Regions from separate parts of the Homo sapiens genome. Here region 1 is linked to region 2. The links are chromatin contacts, found by Hi-C in ENCODE. All regions are on one chromosome and are shown on one strand. Each heading gives the region's core, a stretch centred on a gene start or an enhancer-like site at or near the end of the contact. The rest is flanking DNA. Distances are from core to core; before and after follow the strand shown.

What was found. A loop is a pair of places that touch in the nucleus more often than their neighbours do. Pooled maps may share reads with other maps.
Region 1: a pooled map shows a loop between it and region 2 (2.1-fold over the local background). The contact joins the promoter of C10orf71 here to the promoter of FAM170B in region 2. A Hi-C loop is called at or near these places in 1 of 50 pooled maps.

The regions. Positions count from the first base shown.
Region 1 is chr10:49,297,311-49,301,790 of GRCh38, forward strand. It overlaps C10orf71 (chromosome 10 open reading frame 71), which reads left to right and starts at 1,860. Exons shown (of 3, transcript NM_001135196.2): 1 at 1,860-1,923. It overlaps C10orf71-AS1 (C10orf71 antisense RNA 1), which reads right to left and starts at 1,583. Exons shown (of 2, transcript NR_108038.1): 1 at 1,380-1,583.
Region 2 is chr10:49,131,847-49,136,577 of GRCh38, forward strand. It overlaps FAM170B (family with sequence similarity 170 member B), which reads right to left and starts at 2,175. Exons shown (of 2, transcript NM_001164484.2): 1 at 1,961-2,175; 2 at 1-506. The coding sequence starts at 2,072. It overlaps FAM170B-AS1 (FAM170B antisense RNA 1), which reads left to right. Exons shown (of 6, transcript NR_038973.1): 2 at 3,810-4,235.

The sequences.
Region 1 (4,480 bases), core at 610-3,109, 170 kb after region 2:
AATGATTTGGGTCAAACAGATGACATATGAACTGACTGTAAATTTGTTTCAATGTGTACTGGGAGGGAGGGAAATTAACAAATATGTCAAATCCATGATCTATTAAGTATTGTTGTTTTCCATAAAGTTCTTCTGTTCAAGAAAAAAAGCAAGTCAATTTAAATTTTCTTTAAAGGAAAATAGTAAGTAAATGTTGATACAGATGGTTGAGGTGTAGCAAAAATCATGGGAAAAAATAACAAATAAATGACTAACATTTTGGGAAGCTTTGCAATAGACGAGCATATTCATGTACATGAGCTCCCCTGACCCTGAATCCCACAGAGCACAGGCATTCTCTCCACTTTAGAGATGGGTAAACTGAGGCTCAGGAAGGGTAAGTATGTGACATGTCAACTGACCAGGAAATAATGGAGCCAGGGCTCAAAATCCTGTGTACTTTTTAAATGTTGGCTCCCATCTCAAGTTGATGGCTTTTGTCTGACCTTTTGGCATGCGTTTGTTTTGGCAAATGGGGAGGTAGGGAGGTGGGTGGGTAAAATTGAGGGGTTCACTTTGGGCCTCCCTCAAAGCATCTCTGAGTGCGGAGCAGCAAGTAATCATCCCCACAGCGAGGTTCTGAAGCTCTCAGGGCAAAAGGCAAGTCTTGAGGCTCCCAGGAGGAGGCGGGTCTGAATGCTCCTGCTGGTTGGAATCTCACACCTTAGTCTGCAGGGCAAGGAGGAGCTGTTCTTTGTGACTTGGTTTAGACAAAAGTACATAGACCTGGGTCCCTGTGGCCCTGGCTGTCAGCCGGTTCAAGGCTGGAGGTGGTGCCAGGCCCCAGCTTGGGGCTGGGACACAGGTTGCTGCCCTTGAAGAGCCCACAGGGGCAGAAGGGACAGTCTACAAATAGACCCAAAGACACAGCACACTGCAAACTTGCAGAGGCTTTGAGCGCTGCACAGAGCAGGACACCCAGCGGGGGCCAGTCATCTCCGCTTTCTCAGGCCACAGTCAGGGAAGCATAAAAAAGAACCTTGGAGAGAAAGGGGGAAAAAAACCCACTCTTGCATTAAATCCTGGTAGCAAGCAGACTATCCTAGGGCCAGCTTGGGAGAGTAAGGAAGGCACTCTGGGAGCTGGCATGGCACAAGCCAAGGAAAAGCCAGTGGAAAAAGTTGGGGGATCTGTGGGCAGTTTGGGGAGCAGGTGACCCCAGCCTGAGACAGAAAGCAGCCATTGGGAAGGCAGGCATGAGCCCACCTCAGGGTTGAAGGGAGGCCAGCCCTTCCCAGAGGTGGAGAGGGGAGCCTGGCAGAACGGGACTTGTCCACTGGTGCTTGGACTTTGCAAACAACCGGGCTTGCTGTAGCCAAGCTTACCAAGTGGACACTTACCTTGCCTCTTCCCCGATTATTTCATATCCTTCTGTAACTCTCACCCTGAGACCCAGCCTGGCCTTCCCCTAGCTGCAGATTATTCTGCTCCAAAAGCACAGCAGAGGACGGCTCCTTACTCGAGGAATGCGGGCGGCGGTCGTCCAGAGCCGATGATGAAACGGGCTATTTCTGCCCCGGGACATCAGCAGGGCTCTGGGCTCTGGCTCCAAGGCACACACTCTCCTGTTTTTAATGTTTCCCTAAACAAATGTTTTCCTTCCCACCTCGGGATATTTTTATTTGACTCTAGGTGCTGGAATAGCTTTAGCAATCATTCTGGATTGAAGTTGGAATCGTGGTTAGGGTCCGGCTAAGCGGCAAGCAATTTCTCACTCCCCAAGTGATCTGTTACTCGTGGCTGATTTGGAAGTAAAAATAGCAGCTGAGGCTGTTTGTTTAATCTGACTGTTACTTGACACCACGCGGGTGTTGCAGTGCGGACTGTTTGCCTCTTCCCCACCAAGAACACCATTTGGTTTCCCCCGGCTGGGTCTCTATTTAGGTAAGCTTCGCGGACTTCCCGTGTCTGGCCGGCTTCTGGTCACTGATCTTCCTCAGGTGGGTAGGTTTGTGAGCTAGAGGAGGCTTGGGTCCTGAATCCACTCTCCTATCACCTTTGGGCAGCCTGGATAAAGAGGAAAGAAGTCTTGGCTGCTGGGCAGAGCCGGGTTTCTCTCCCATTCCCGAGGAGGCCTGAGCAGCTGGACACGCAGAGAGCGGAAGGTACAGCCCAGACACTTGTCTGGCTCCTTAGCGTGGGCAGGGAGGCTCAAGTTCATGGCGGGAGGGATGTTCCCGCTGGGCCGATGCTGTGCTGGGGAAGTAGTTCGGTGCCAGGGTGCTGTGCAGGGTGGTATGTGTGTGCCGGGAGCCCATTGGTGTTGGGGCTAAGGTTCTTGGTGTGCTGGATGGGCCTCGGGGACCACGTACCCGGAACCGTGTACATGTGTGACTTTGTCCTTAGGTGTCATCTGTCAGGGATCTCTGCTCCCACATGGCTGAGTGCACAGATGTGCCCAGGCCACTGCGCTGTCAAATGGGTGACCCCATGGTCCCAGGTTTTCAGCATTCAGGGCTGAGGGAGGCTGGCTTTCTTAGCTCCCCCAGCGCTGGGCCAGGCAGGGTCACACCAGCTGTAACAAAGAGAAAAACTGGTGACTGAGACGTTCTGGCCTGTGGGCTCTGCGAGCATGTGTGTCCCCAAAACAAAGCCCGCCACAGGCTGCCTGTTCTTACACACCCTGGGAGGGCCCCCACCAGACTCCCACAGGGTATGCTTGACTGAGTCTAAAATTACCTCTTTTATTTTCTGGTGGAGAAGAATTGAACATTGAGAACGGCAGTGGTCAATGTGTGTGGAAAGCTAGATAGCCTTAAGAAAAATCATTGTGTAGGCCTTTCAGGTAGCTCCCTAAGTATAGGAACCTGGGAAGCAGATTAAACAGATGTGTGTAGTAAATGAGGTCCTGTTTTCCAGCATTTGAGTTCCCTTTGCAGTAGTGGCTGGTAACTCTGGTCTGTGGTCTGAGCATCTGGTTTTGTAAATAAAGTTGTATTGGCACACAGCCACCTTCATTCATTTGCATATTGTCTAAAGCTGCTTCTACACTATATCAGCAGAAACCATATGGCCTGCAAAACTGAAAACGCTTACAATGTGGCCCTTTACAGAAAAAGTTTGCTGACCACTGTGTTACAAGAACACATCTTGAGATGGGTCAATTTAATACAAAAAAAAAAAAAAAAAAAGCAGTGAAAGTTCTTGCTGTTAGAATAGTTTGTAAGCCAGACCCTTCAGGACCAGTGGCTGGCTGGCTCCTGAGCCTCCTGCACCTTCCAGGGCCCACTTTTTAGGCCTGGCTGATACAGGAAATGTCCAGTTTGCTGTCACGGTGCTGGGAGGGTTAGCTTAGCAGTAGAATCACCAGACACACAGCGTGTCCATGTGGCCTGGGCTGAGCAGGGCAGATTGTGCTTATCGGGGTGATTTATAAATAGCCTTCCCCGGGTGACCCAAGTCCAACACACATCTGCCCCTGGGTCTCTGGGAACAAGTTTGTCTGCTCTTGGATGACCAGAAGCTCACTGGGAAGGGAACAACTGTGTGCGGTGGGTAAGAAGGGGGCTGGTAGAATGCTGTGTCCTGGAGCAGAGGGGCTTAGGTCTCCTGGAACCTGGGGAGAGAAAGCTGTTGAGAGTAGACAGGAAGGCCAGAGATGGCCTTGCATCCTCCCACCTTGATTTCTTTTTGCCAGGACAGAAGTAAGTGTCTTTGTCTTTTCCTGACCCTAAGGAAGCCCTGGAGACCCTTACTGAAGAGGGGAGGCCTCATGTCTTGAAATAGCCCTATTCCTCCAGTCTCTGCCAGAAATCTCAAGAACCCAAGCCTGCTGGTGGCACCAGAACTGGGCCGTCTTCCTCATTGGCTCTTGGGATTTTACTCCATATGCCCTGGGTTACTGGAGGGAAGCAAAGGGCTTTGAGAGAAGGCCACGCTACAGGGGCACACAGGGCTGCTGCTCCCCAACAGGGTCCATCGAGGCTGGAGTGGATTTTGGTTTTATTTCCATTTGAGAGTTTAAACCTCATTTCACAAAATCCAGCCAGTCCATAGTCTTTATCTCAATCATATGCTTCATTTAGTTAATTGGAAAAATCTCAGACACCCCCTCATTTCTACTTGGTTTCCAAGGGTTGCATGGCATGAGCTAGTGGATGGGACAGAGCGGGAAGGACAAGGGATCAGTGGAGGCCTATCAAGACCCAAACATGGAGCATGTAGAGCACATGCTGATGTTCAGATGTGTCACCCCCAATTTAAGTCATTGGTATCACTCTGGAACATTCCCTGGAAGGGGCTGCCTGTGGGAAGAATACAGTGTGATTAATCCACAGCCTCCTAAAGTCAAGGGGAGGCAAGAGCAGAACTCAGCTGACCTGGGTTCTCAGGAGAAAGACTGAAGCCAGCTCAGTGCAAAGTGCATTCCCTTCTAAGCCCAGGTCAGACAGCCTGGGGAAAGTCTGACAGAAAGAAAATCCCAACAACCAATCAACCATGA
Region 2 (4,731 bases), core at 925-3,424:
GCAGCGCACCCCGTAGTTGGTGGTGACCAGCCAGTCCGGCGGCTCCCGCAGCTCCTGCAGGCAGCACTCCAGCAGGTCTATGTCCTCGGGCTCGGGGCTGCAGTTGCTCTTGCAGGCTTCCAGGTCCCAGCGCATATCGGTGTTGGAAGCCATTTCGAAGGAGGAGCCGTTCCACCTCTGCCTCTTGATGAACTGGGCTTCATGGATGCGGGGCTTCCTGGTGACCGGCTCGAAGCCGGCCTCCGTCTCCCAGGCCACAGCCACACCCCGCACAGTCTGCACGTGCGTGTAGAAGGCACACACACTCTGCGGAGCAGCATTGTCCTCATCGCACATGCAGGAGCAGCACGACTGGTACTGGGAGTAGGACTGGTACTCGGAGGACTCTGAGGATGGGGAGCTGCTCCAGTCCCGCATCCCCCGGTCCCTGGCAGCGAAGTAGAGGCCCTCCTCCCGGGGAATGGCAGGCCCCGGCCGTGGGGACGACCCTTCTCTCTGTATAGTCCCTGAGAAGCAGAAGGACATTGTCATCAGTGCCCTTTAAGGGATCAATGCCACATCTACCTTCAGGAGCCGCAGACTCTGAAAGGGTACAGGCTCTGGGAGCTCTTGAGCAAACACCGCCCCCTCTGCCCATTTCCTGAAAAAATGAAGATGGTGATAATGCCTGCTTCATAGGGTGTGGTAATGATTGAATAATGTATGAATGCAATCACCAAATCCTTGACTCAACTGAGAAAGACCATTAAATGGTGAATAACAGAGTTATATACACATTAGGGATATGATGATAAGGATCAAATAATGTATTAGAGTAATCACCAAGCAAAAGACCATCAACTGGGGAATAGGTAAGCTGACTGAGGTGTATCCATATGATGCAACCTGTTAAATCCATGAACCACTGAGACGTGCAACAATACGGATGAATCCTGAATGCATTATGCTAAATAAAAGAAGCCAATTAAAAAGGCCATGTAGTCATAAGAGAATGTGAACAAAAAAAAAAAAGAGTCCATGTCGTATATGATTTTATTCAGATGACATTCTAGAAAAGGCAAATTTTTAGCAACAGAGAACAGCTCAGTGGTTGCCCAGAGCTGGGGACGGGGTGAGAGGAGACTGGTCATAATAAGGCACAAGGGGACTTTTAGGGGTTTTGAAAAATCTTCTTTATCATGACTGTGTTGGTGGTTCCACAAATGTACATGTGTCAAACTTCTTTAAATTGTGCATTTAAAATTGCTGAAGTCTGTGTGCATAAAAGACACCTCAGTAAAGCCCATTTAAAAAACAACACATGCAAAGTGCCTTGGCCAAGCCACCCAGACCCACCATCCTCTTCAACATTTGTGACCTGTCTTCACCTTCCCGAGGGGGCATCTCACTATCTCCTTCAACACTTACTGTGTCCCTCTTGCCATGGAAGTGCTTGCCAAGTTTAATATTCAAAACAACCCTAAGAAATTATATTGTTAGGATTCCCATTCAACAGAGTAGGAAAGAGAGGCATGGAGTTTGAATGAGTGGTGGAGCCATTGGGCCCCCAGAGCTGGTGTGACACTTAGGTGCTGCCCACAGACACGTCCCCGCGGTCTTCAAATTGATGTTCTAGATTAACTTTCATCATTTTGTTATAAAGGAATTTTTTATTTCACTGCTGAAATCACAGGATGGACGTGTTGTTTTCTCAAATACACATTAAAATAAATACATAATTATAAACATTTTACATTTTCATTCTCATATCCCCTGAAAACACCTTATATACTCATAACAGCCTCAGTCACACCAAGTGTCCCATAAATATCAATTTCCTTTCCCTCCACATCTATGTTTATGGTCAACACAACCATTTGGTAACAGTATCAGGAGGCAACCTGGCACTGTCCCTTCCCATCAGGGCTTCCTTCCCAGGGAGCACAGCTGGCTGACCTTCCAGGCCTTTCTTTTCACCTACCTGGCCAGAACACTTCCACACTCTCCTCAGTGGACTCAGGGCTGGTCAAGCTGAGGGTGGTCCCATCGGTGGGTGACTGTTCTCCCCTGTGATCTGTGAAGTAGCATTTCATGATTTGAAATGAGTGCCCAGGGTGTCGGTGCTCCAGCTGTTCAGTGAGAGTTGGCTGGGGCTGTACTGAAGGCCTCCAGCTGGCCCCAGCCAGAGTGGACACTGAGCTCCCCATGGTCGCTAAGATCCTAGCTCTACTGTGTGACCTCATCGATGGCACTGGTCTGTTCTGTGACCCATGGCGAGGGCAGAGGCTGAGGCTGGATACCAGGAGAGGCTTCCCAACATGTTCTCATTTCCCCATGGGAACTCCTTTTCTGTCTTGTGTATTATCATGGACACACAGAAACACAAAACACACATACTCTTAACTCCTTAGACACACATAAAAACACAAACACATAAACACAGAGACACTTGTATACACTTAAGCATGCATGGAACCGCTGTCTTAGTCCATCTGTGTGGCTTACAAAGGGATACCTGAGGTTGGGTAATTTATAAAAGAAAGAAGTGTATTGGGCTCATGTTTCTGCAGCCTGTACACAAAGCATAGTGCCAGCATCTGCTTCTGGTGAGGGCCTTAGGAAGCTTCCATTCTCAGCAAATGGGGAAGGGGAGCAGGTGTGTTTAGATCACATGGGTAAGAGAGGAAGGAAGAAAGAGTGGAGGAAGTGACAGGCTCTTTTCAACACTCAGTTCTCACAGAACTAAGAGTGAGAACTCTTTACCACGAGGGTGGCACTGAGCCCTTCATGAGGGATTTGTCCCCGTCACCCAAACACCTCCCTCTACGCCCACCTCTCACATTGGATATCAAATTTCAACATGAGATTTGAAGGGGACACATGTCCATACTATGTCACTCACACACAAAGAAACGCATACATGATCACTCAGACACACATATACGCTGGAACACATATGGCACACACAGTAACATAAACATATGTACGTGTGTTCACATAGACACATAACATGCTCACACATACAAATTCACACACATATTTACTTAACCACACACACATACATGCACACAAATTCATGCCAGATTAATTAACCATACATAGGCTCACATACATACAGTCAGCAGCCAACATAAAATGACCCTGCTTCCCAGTGTGGAAAATCTCTCCTTCTCTCCCCCATCTTACGTCCCCACGCTGACCCTGTTTAGCTCCTCAACCCTCCACAACCCCACCCCACCCCTCCCCTCCCCTCTCCTCTACTCACTCCCTTGCTCAGTTCCTGTGACTCCAGACACTTCACTGCTCCCGGACATGCCCGGCATCCTCCCCTCACGGGCTCTGGGCTCTCGCACTTGCTCTTCCTTGTGCCTGTTCCAGGCTTTCCCCTAGGTTCCTGTGTGGCTCTCTCTCCTTCCGGTCTCCTCTGAAACATCACCTGGTCAGAGGAGCCTGCCTGGCACCCCCAGGAAAAGAGCTTTCTTTGGCCCTACAACTCTCTGTCACCTTACCCTGCTTTATTTTTCCATGATAGCATTTACCACCCTAGGCTGTATATAATGTCTGTGTGTGTATCTCATGGGTTTACCTGTATCTGTCTTCTCCTCCTTAGATGTAAGCTTAGGCAGGTAGGGACTTCCTTCGTTCCATCCACCTCATTATATCTCTAGTGTCTAGATCAATGTTTTACATATTAACAAGCACTCAGGAAATAATGAGTAAATAGCTGATGAACACGTTGGGCTGAAAAAGGCGTTACTCCCTCTGGGAGCTGCCTCCTCTGTGCTCCCTGGATCTCTGCAGTTCCAGGGTGGTTGGTTCTCTCCCACTAGGACTCTGGGAGTTGCCTCTTCCTTCTCCATTTGCACAAACCACGCTTCAGCCTCAATCAGCCTGATAAAATGTTCACCTGCCATCTCTCTGCTCTGCAACACGCTGGCACTTCACTCATTTCCTCCAACAAGCTTCTTACCACTTCCCTCTGTGGCTAATCTCTTCCCACCCTTGGTCAGTCTCATCAACTCTATTCCTTTGAATCCCAAATACTAAACAGTTCAGATAGGTGATGGATTGAAAATAATCCCAATATTCCACAAGCAACATCAACATCCCCCACACACCCAGCACCGAGGAATACCCTCCTCTCTAGAATGTGAGGCCACTGTGTGGAGGAAGACACCACGGTGCTCTACTGAGCCATGAAAGTCACGCCTGACCTAAACAGAAGACTACGTCCCCTGGCTAAAAGAGGAAATAGTGTAAGTGCACCCTTTTTTAACAAATAAATACAAAGACTTGCCTTACAAAAACAAGAGGGGGCAGCCAGCACAGAAAATAAGTAGGTCATTGGGGGATGGAAGGCAGTTCAGAGAGAGATGACATCATGGAGAATTGTTAAGCGGCAAAGTAAACAGCAAGTCTGGGAGGAAAGGAGACTCAGCCAACAAATTATGCTGAAAAATTATATTCGCTATTTTTTTGAATCAACTTTGGTCTCACTTCATGTAAAACAATTAAGAATATTTTCATAATGGTTCAGAGCTTACGCTTTAATGAAAAATGTGTAGAAAGAAAATATGTTAACATTTGTAATTACAAGGTGCTTTTTCTCAACTTAAACAATATTAGTCTTCGCAAGCATTGAGAAACTTTGTCATCTTTTCTAATTTCACTGCTTTAAAAAACTCACTGTTTCAATTTGCATTCCTCTGCTTTTCAGTGGAACTGGAAAAAAAAGCAAATGAGCAAGCAGTT